Linked DNA regions of Homo sapiens: region 1 is linked to region 2. A link is a loop called in an ENCODE intact Hi-C map of the cell type or tissue named here. Cell type or tissue: Caco-2. All regions are shown on one strand.

Region 1 (4,000 bases), 83 kb before region 2:
GGACAGATGCCAAAGCAGATGCCAAGCAGAGAAATGTGCCTCCTATTCTTAGCACAGTAGCCCGAGTGACCTTGCTTCTCTTACACCCCAGCCATGTCTCTATCTCGCACAGAGGAAGTCTCATGTCTCTCAATGGGGTGCTCCCTGCACATGCGGCAGGGCGCTGTGCCTCATGGGCATCCCATCCCCCTGGACTACATGCCAGGAGAACTCCCCAGTCACATGACCTCTGCACATCCCTGGTACTGCTCGGTCCTTCAAGAACCACTGTGGTGGGGGGTGGCGGGAGGCTTTGATTTTGCTTATTCCCTCTGCCAGTTGCAGTCTTTTATTTGAGATGGAGTCTCGCTCTGTCACCCAGGCTGGAGTGCAGTGGCGTGATCTCAGCTCACTGCAACATCTGCCTCCCAGGTTCAAGCAATTCTCCTGCCTGACTCCACTCCCCCCAAACCCCCCTCACCGCCCCAGTATCTGGGATTACAGGTGAGCAACACCATGCCCGGCTAATTTTTGTATTTTTGATAGAGATGGGGTTTTGCCATATTGGCCAGGCTGGTCTTGAACTCCTGACCTCAGGCGATCCTCCCGACTCGGCCTTCCAAAGTCCTGGGATTACAGGCGTGAGCCACCGCACCTGCCCAGGTACACTTTTTATCCAGATATCTATGCACATTGATTCTTGACTCCACACTCCTGCCTCTCTCCGCAAGGCCTTCCCTGACCCCCTTGTTTTGAATTGCAATCTGCCCTCACATAATCCGTACGCCTTTTCTGTTTAATTTTTTTCAACCGCACTTTTTACCCTCTCACATTCTCTAGATTTGGGGCATATTACTTGTCTCCTTCCATCAGAATGTAAACTCCACGAGATTAGGAGTGCTGTCAGCTGTGTTCCCTTCTCTGTCAATCGCCAGCGCCTCCGAACAGCTCCTGGCACATAGTAGTTGCTTGGTAAATATTTGTGCAATGCACGAGGCCGCATATGACCGGAATGGGAGGTGAGGGGATTATTTTCTGGCCTGGACCAGCGACGGATGGTGGTGCCACCGGGTTGGGGAGCACGTCGGGGATGGCGCGTAACGATGTTAGCTGGGGCCAGGTTGAGCTAGGCACGCAAATACAACTTTTTTTTTCCTGGAAACCCTGTAACAGGAAGGTTCCGGAGGGCGGGACAGCGTCGGAGGCAGGCAGCTAGGCCATGCCAAATGGCACTGGGGCTTCGTGTCGTGCCACAGGCGTGGACCGAAAATGCGGACACATGCAGGCTGCCTCTCCTCGCAGGCAGAAGCCACACGCAGACCTAGACCCTTTGCACCGCATCCCCTTATTCAATCGCGCACCCGCCACCCTTCGACAGTTCCTCTCCCTCCACCCCAACCCCACGCCGCGCGCGAGGCTGGCCCTTTAAGAGCCCCGCCCCGACTCCCTCCCCCCTCGCGTGACTGCGAGCCCCCGCGCCGGGCCGGGGAATGGGTCGGCTGGGTGGCTGCGCGGGCCTCCGGTCCTTCTCACGCAACGCCTGGGCACCGCGCCTCCGGGCCAGGTGGGGCGGGGACGGGCCGCCTGACCTCTGCCCCCTAGAGGGATGTCGCCGGCGCACGCAAGCTAGCCGGGGGTAGGGTGGGGGCTCCGCGCCAGGTGCCCCCTCCGTGGTCCCTGGGCCCGAGTCTTTCCGTGGCCCCCCGCCGCCGGATTTCTGTGCTCTGCCAATCAAAGCACTAGCCACCCCGGGAGCCAAGAGGGACCCTCAAGGGCCGGTGGGTCCTGGCTGGAGGGACCGCGCGTTGCAATCAGCACTAAGGCGATCCTAGAGGCTGCGAGGAGCCGCTAGTGAGCGCTCAGCGAGCCTGCCCCTTCGCCATCCATTCCGATCCTTCAATCAAGAGGCGCGAACCTCAGCTAGTCGCCCGGGCTCTGGGGGACAGGTCCAGCCCCGCGGCGCCTCTGGCCTTCCGGCCCCCGTGACCTCAGGGCTGGGGTCGCAGCGCTTCTCACGCGAGCCGGGACTCAGTAACCCCGGGAAGGAGGTCACCACGGGGCAGCCCCGCCCCCGCCTGCCGAGTCCTGGTAGGCTGTAGCGCTGGGGAGGCATCTGCACGCCCAGCGTTCCAGTGGGTGCAAAAATGACGAAGAGGAGTCCCCGCGCCCCAGGATGGAGCTTCCCGTACCCTCTCTTCGGGCTGTCCTGGGACTTCTCCCTCAAGCCCCCTCCTCGGCTGGGTTCTGCACTGCCCTTGGGACGCCTTGGAATTGGGACTTCCAGGTGTTCCCAGCCCTCACCCCTCTATGTACAGGCACCGAGATGTGTCCCATAGTGGGTTCTTGCCCACCCGACCCCCCACCCCCGCCGCCCTCCGCCACCTTTCTCTCCAATCCCAGAGAGACCAGCCCGGTTCAGGCTGCTTCTCCCTCCATCTCAGCTCGCTCCAGGGAAGGAGGCGTGGCCACACGTACAAGCCCGCCTATAAAGGTGGCAGTGCCTTCACCCTCACCCTGAAGGTGACAGTTCCTTGGAACCTTCCCTGATCCTTGTGATCCCAGGCTCCAAGAGTCCACCCTTCCCAGCTCAGCTCAGTACCTCAGGTGAGTTGCTGGGGGACTTCTGGCTTGCCCTTTCTCTCCCAATAAAAGGAACATTTTGGTGCCTCCAGGACTTCTTAGGTAGCTACCTGTCTAGCACCTCCAAAAAGGGAGGCTCAGAGTGTTTTTAGTGACCAGGCAGTCTAGCCCCCTAGTGGGGAAACTGAGGCCAGGGGAAGAGGAGGACTTGCCCATGGTCCCACAGCTGGTACCAGACCTCTAGATACAGATGGCATCTCATTCAGGACTTCAGGACCCAGGCTCCAGCTCCATCCCCTAGTGAGTGTCTCCCTGCCTACCCTGGGGCTTCCCCATCAAGGCCACCTGGCAGGCTGGAATATGTGCAGCCCCTCCCTCAGGCTTTCTGATGACAGGGGCTTCTCCTTGGGTGGACAGGGTGGATGGAGGGGGTGGGCTGGGTTCTTACCAGCTGTACCCTGCCCTAGCCTAAGAAGCTACCCCTGGCAGATTTTACCCTCCTAAGGGTGGCTTGTCAGTGCTGAGATGTCCTAGACAGCTGGGACAATAGAGGCAGATCTGTGCAGGAGTCCCAGGCCTTTCCTATCTCATTGACCATCTTCTTTGTCCTTTGCTGGGAGACAATCAGGGTGACAGATTGCCAACTGCAGGGAGCTGGAAATACCAGTCCCTAAAAACTCACCAGTCACATCTCCCTTGGCCTCCTACCATCTTACAAAGGCTGCAGGTCCTTGGGATACCCACTGTGCAGAAGGGGACACCATAGCACACCAAAGCCTGGCACTGTCCCCTGTTGACTCAGGGATCTAGTGTGCTTTGATATTTAGCCCCTCCAGGAAGCCTCCCTCCACTATAATACTTGTGGTAGGAACCATCCATCTCCCTGTCTTGTGAGGTTCTCCTGTGGGGAGCCTAACTGGTAAGACTGTCAGGTTCCCCACAGCAGATCTGGGTTTTCTCTTCCCTCTGGATCCAGCTGGGTACTCTGAACTGAGAGATCTTGTCTTACCCTCTCTCAGATGTTGAAATTGGACCCCAGAAAAGTAAAATGTGCAGTCCAAGATCACTTTGACTAGAATGTTGGGTCTACTGACCTCTAGTCCAGGGTAACAGGCAGAGATGCCTGATATGTTGGAGAGAGTGGTTTATGAATTTAAACACCCTTTTTAGGTCAAGCTTACAGAGAAAGTATTGCCTCAGTTTCCTTTCAGTTTAGATCCATTCCTGATTTCCCTGATTCCAGTCTGGGGTTTTCTTACAGCCTAGTGGGAACCTTCCATTTATTCTCTGCTCTCTGGTAACCTGCAAAAGGGGGAGGTCCAAACTGTTCATTCATTGAGAATTGAGCCAAAAAAAAACCCTGGCCTGGATTTCTCTGACTAAAGAGCTCAATCTAGCTGGTCTCCAGCTGCCTTTAAACTGTGGATCAGTTGAACTCAGA
Region 2 (4,000 bases):
ACACGTGCCATGGTGGTTTGCTGCACCCAACAACCCGTCATCTACATTAGGTATTTCTCCTAATGCTATCCCTCCCCCACACCCTGACAGGCCCCGGTGTGTGATGTTCCCCTCCCTGTGTCCATGTGTTCTCATTGTTCAACTACCACTTAAGAGTGGAGTCAGATGTATTGAATGCAATGAAGGGAAGTAAGCAGCGTGCTGACACCTGACAGATGAGGAGCCCGCTGTGTAGGGGTAGCATTGGAAGAGAGAATAGAGCCCCAGAAGAGAGAATAAAGTGTTGGGATGGAGAAAGCATGTGAAGCGAACTGTCTCTTGAGGCCAGAAGGAACTTGGAGAATTTAGGAACCAGAAGGTGGCCAAGGGGTCTGGGGTACATGTTGGGTACCAGGTAAAGGTAGTGAGGTAGACAGGCCAGATCACAGCAGGTCTTGTGGGTCATAATAAAGAGTATCGTGAATGTGTAGTTAGGTTTCTTATAACAAATCCTTCCTTCAGAGAACACTTGACACTAAATTGCATTACTACCAGTTTGTGGTAGCTTTAGTGTAGATCTCCAGGGACTCTGTACATTGCTGGTCAGGGGGTATAAATTTACCAGTGGATTTATATCCCTAAAGGAACCAGTGTGACATCAGCACTCAGTTTTGTTGACTGCCACAGAAGAGAATCAGAAGTCATAGTCCTGGAGAAATCCCATGCCTGTAAATGAGCTGTGCTCCTTATTGATAAGACTTGGGACACATGCAGCCTTTCCAATTAAAGGGCCAATCAGTGAGAGGATTGAGTTAGATCTGAGATAACACTTTGTTGTGGGATCTTTGTTACACAACAGAAAGACTGGGCAGGTCTGAAGGAGAGAGGAACCTTGGACATGGTACTACTGAAGGGTGTCTGTGTCAGGGGGAGTGGGGACGCATATATGTGTCCATAAGGGAGGGAAAGGCCTGAAATGCTGTGTGCTGGAATGAGCAGTGCCAAAGTGATGACCTGACAAGGGGCAGACTGCAGCCGGCACGGGCACTGCTGGACCACTGCGTCCCATGGTCCGAAGAGACAGCCTCAGCCTCATGCAGTGGAAATCAGGTGTGCAAGGAGGAGTTTTCTTTCCTGGCCTGTACTGAGTGTACTTGTTGTCTTCCTTGATACCCTAAGGTCAATCAGATCCTAAGAAGTTCTCTGCTTGTCACGATCTGGTTATAATTATCTCTCCCTTTCTTGTTTCACCAGCAGCTGTAAAATACATATTAATGCTCAAAGAAACCCTACCAACTGATTTTACTGCCTTGATTCCCGAACAATAAAGATCTACCTTCCAACTCAAACATAATTAGACTTGGCCCATGTTCAGGCTTTGGCAGTGGCAGTGTTGTTGTTTGCAATTTACACGCTATGTTCTTGGTTCCTTTCCTTTGGAATTTATTTTATTCCCTTGGTCTGTTTCTGATAAGCCAGTCCAACTTGTTGGACTTACGTGTATAAATGTTTAAAAGGAACATTTTGTGGTGTTTGTACGTTCCTTTCAGAGGAACAGTCAGAGTAGAGTTCTAGACCCCATAACTGCCAGACTCTGAGCAGAAAGGCTCTTGGCTTTGTCTTTCTCTAGGCTGCAAAAATATGCTGATTCACCAACAGTGCCCCTTCCCCCAACAAAGATCAGTGAGGAGGTGGTAAGAGACTCACAGCTTCCAGCAGCAGCATCTAGCCAGCCGGTGGGGGGTGATGTCTCCTCTCCTGTACCATTAAGTTTTGTACTCTTAAGGACTGTGAGGGCACAGCTAGCAGAAAATGCTTCTGCCTGCTCCCAGAGAGCCCTCAGAATGAGGGGGCAGGGGAGGGGCTGCCTGCCTGTACACGTAGCACAAGAGCCAGACCTAGAAAGAATGCTTGATTTGTGGAGTAGCAGGCCCAAGACTCACTGCCCTGACCCATTTCAAATCTAACAGAAAGAGTCCTGATAAATAGGTGAAGAAATGCATAGACGAGTGAAAGCTCTGCCTTGCGTGACTCTGCAGGTAAAGAGGGTGTTTGAAGTAGTCAGGTGCATGACTTGTCTGACAGGTTTGAGTTGTTCGTGGCTTAGGACTTTTGAAAATTGTTCAGCCTAATTAGTTCTGATAATATGTGCGTGTCTGAAGCAGGCCATAAAAATGGCTGTTTTAATCAGCTGTTGACATGCAAGGTCAGTCTGCAGCCTCCAGCACTGGCACCTGAGATACCAATGACTGACATTTCAGAAAGAGGTGGGAGGAGAGACTCAGTGCTCCTAATGGCACTGTTTGTTGCCTCTCCCCAGCCCAGGAATAGGACTTGGGCAGGTAGAGGGGCTCAGTTAGCCAACAGGATAGTGTTAGTGTTTATTTGATACGTTAGACCTTTTTTATCATCATCATTACATGACATTGTTATTCTGCCTTCCCTGAGAGGATACAGACCTGGGTCCTATAGTTTCAGTCTTTGTGCTTGGTTTCCTGTTGTTAAAACATGAAGCTATAGCCTCATTCTCTGTGGCTTTAGGAATATGCAGGTAGGACTGGACCTGATAGATAACCTCAAGAGATTTCTCCCGACAGGACCAGTGAAGAAAACAGATTTTTCTAGACAAGGCTCTGGAACAATGGAAGGAGATAAATGTACTGAAAACTTTTATTAACTTTTATTCCCTAACTCTTCTACCTTAGAGTTAGGCCAGACCAGAAATGGCACTAGGTTTGCATCATTTATATGTCTGAGGACCTGATAAGAACTCAACTCCGTTGATAAGTGTAGCTGGAACAAGTTGAGAAGGCGAAGGCTGAAGAAGTAAAAGATTAATTTCCTTACCTCAGGCAGTTGACAGTCCAGTATAATTGAGGACACAGGATCTAAAAAGGTACCTGATCTAGCTGGACAAAGTGAGTGACGTGCAGTCCCACAGTGGCTTGCTGATTGGAATCTGCGTTGGTTGGTCCACTGGCCGGTGAAGCCAAGTGGGGCTCTTTGGGAAAGGGTCTGCTGGTTAGCCCAGTGGCTTTGGCATTTGTAAGATGGCATTGGCTTCTTGGAGGGAGCAATACCTTGGTTGTCAAGGTAAGAGCTGTCCATTGCAGATCCAAATTTTTGGGTTTGCTGTTTCTTTCCTGGTATGTTGACACTGGTGCATATAATAATACTATAGACTTCTTCACATACACCAGCTGCTGTAGATGTTGGCTTTGAGCCTTGAAAAACCAAGTATTTTCCACAGTGTACTTTCAGTGACTAATTCTCCCCAACTTTTATAAAAGTTACCCTTTTTTAAAGCCAGCCATAGCTTACTTAACTTGTACTGCTTCCCTGTTTCGTGAGTACTGGGTTACACCCAACTCAGATGGGGAGAAAATGATAAATTATTTGAGAAAACAACTTTGCTAGCTAAGTTTCTTAATCAAAAAGGAAGGGGTAAATAGAAGAGAGAAGGAAGAGGAAGAGGGAAGCAGATGGAACAAGTCCTCCTGCCCTACAGTTGAGGAGAACAGCAGGGACCAGAGGGCCATTAGGGTTAGCTAGTGTCTGTTCCACTTCTCAGGAAGGACAAGGGGCCTGCTTGTGAGGAAGCCCCGCTGCCCAAGATGGCATTTCCCCCACTTTGGGAAAATCATGTTCTCTTCTCATGTGCCTGATAGGTTGCTGTTACAGGCTGTGTGCTGGTCTCGATAGCACTAAATATATCCTGGTAGATTTGGCCTTTGTGGTCTAAAGCTAAATTGCTAAGGGAGCTTAAGTTTGTCCCCACTCTGTGGTGACCTGGAACAAGTTGTTACTTGGTTCACCAGTCACTACTTGAGCTCTGCAGAGCTGCAGAGCGTGCCTTAGTCCCGGAAGATGAAGAGGATGGGCCAGGGGTGATCCATGGTAAAATGTTGGCATTTGCAGAATCTTGGATAGAGTATACCCGGTTTGGACTTGGTTTCTGTAGTCACTTTCCCTTTCTCTTCTCCTTTTGAACTGCAGACTCTGGCCTGGTTGTCCCAAGTAT

The links. A loop is a pair of places that touch in the nucleus more often than their neighbours do. Peaks named below come from ENCODE experiments on the same cell type or tissue, not always from the same donor. Only the 100,000 strongest peaks of a DNase experiment are listed, where the experiment ranks them.
Region 1: it touches region 2 in a loop (6-fold over the local background); 2 of 110 quality-filtered maps call a loop at or near these places.

Annotation. Positions count from the first base shown.
Region 1 is chr15:74,724,024-74,728,023 of GRCh38, reverse strand. CYP1A1 (cytochrome P450 family 1 subfamily A member 1) reads left to right here and starts at 2,496. Exons shown (of 7, transcript NM_001319217.2): 1 at 2,496-2,583. RefSeq lists enhancers at 1,430-1,453, 1,502-1,516, 1,591-1,613, 752-1,951, 1,984-2,007, silencers at 1,500-1,659, 1,659-1,768, 1,840-1,919, 1,764-1,939, 1,659-1,939, a cis regulatory region at 659-2,033 and a promoter at 884-2,788. In Caco-2, no CTCF peak of the experiment used is centred here; DNase peaks (open chromatin) are centred at 1,013, 1,503, 1,973 and 2,443; H3K4me3 peaks cover 2,217 bases.
Region 2 is chr15:74,640,595-74,644,594 of GRCh38, reverse strand. It overlaps EDC3 (enhancer of mRNA decapping 3), which reads left to right. Exons shown (of 7, transcript NM_025083.5): 5 at 3,976-4,000. Among named protein-coding and RNA genes, the nearest start is that of CLK3, 27 kb to the right of the region's middle. In Caco-2, no CTCF peak of the experiment used is centred here; DNase peaks (open chromatin) are centred at 1,754 and 2,104.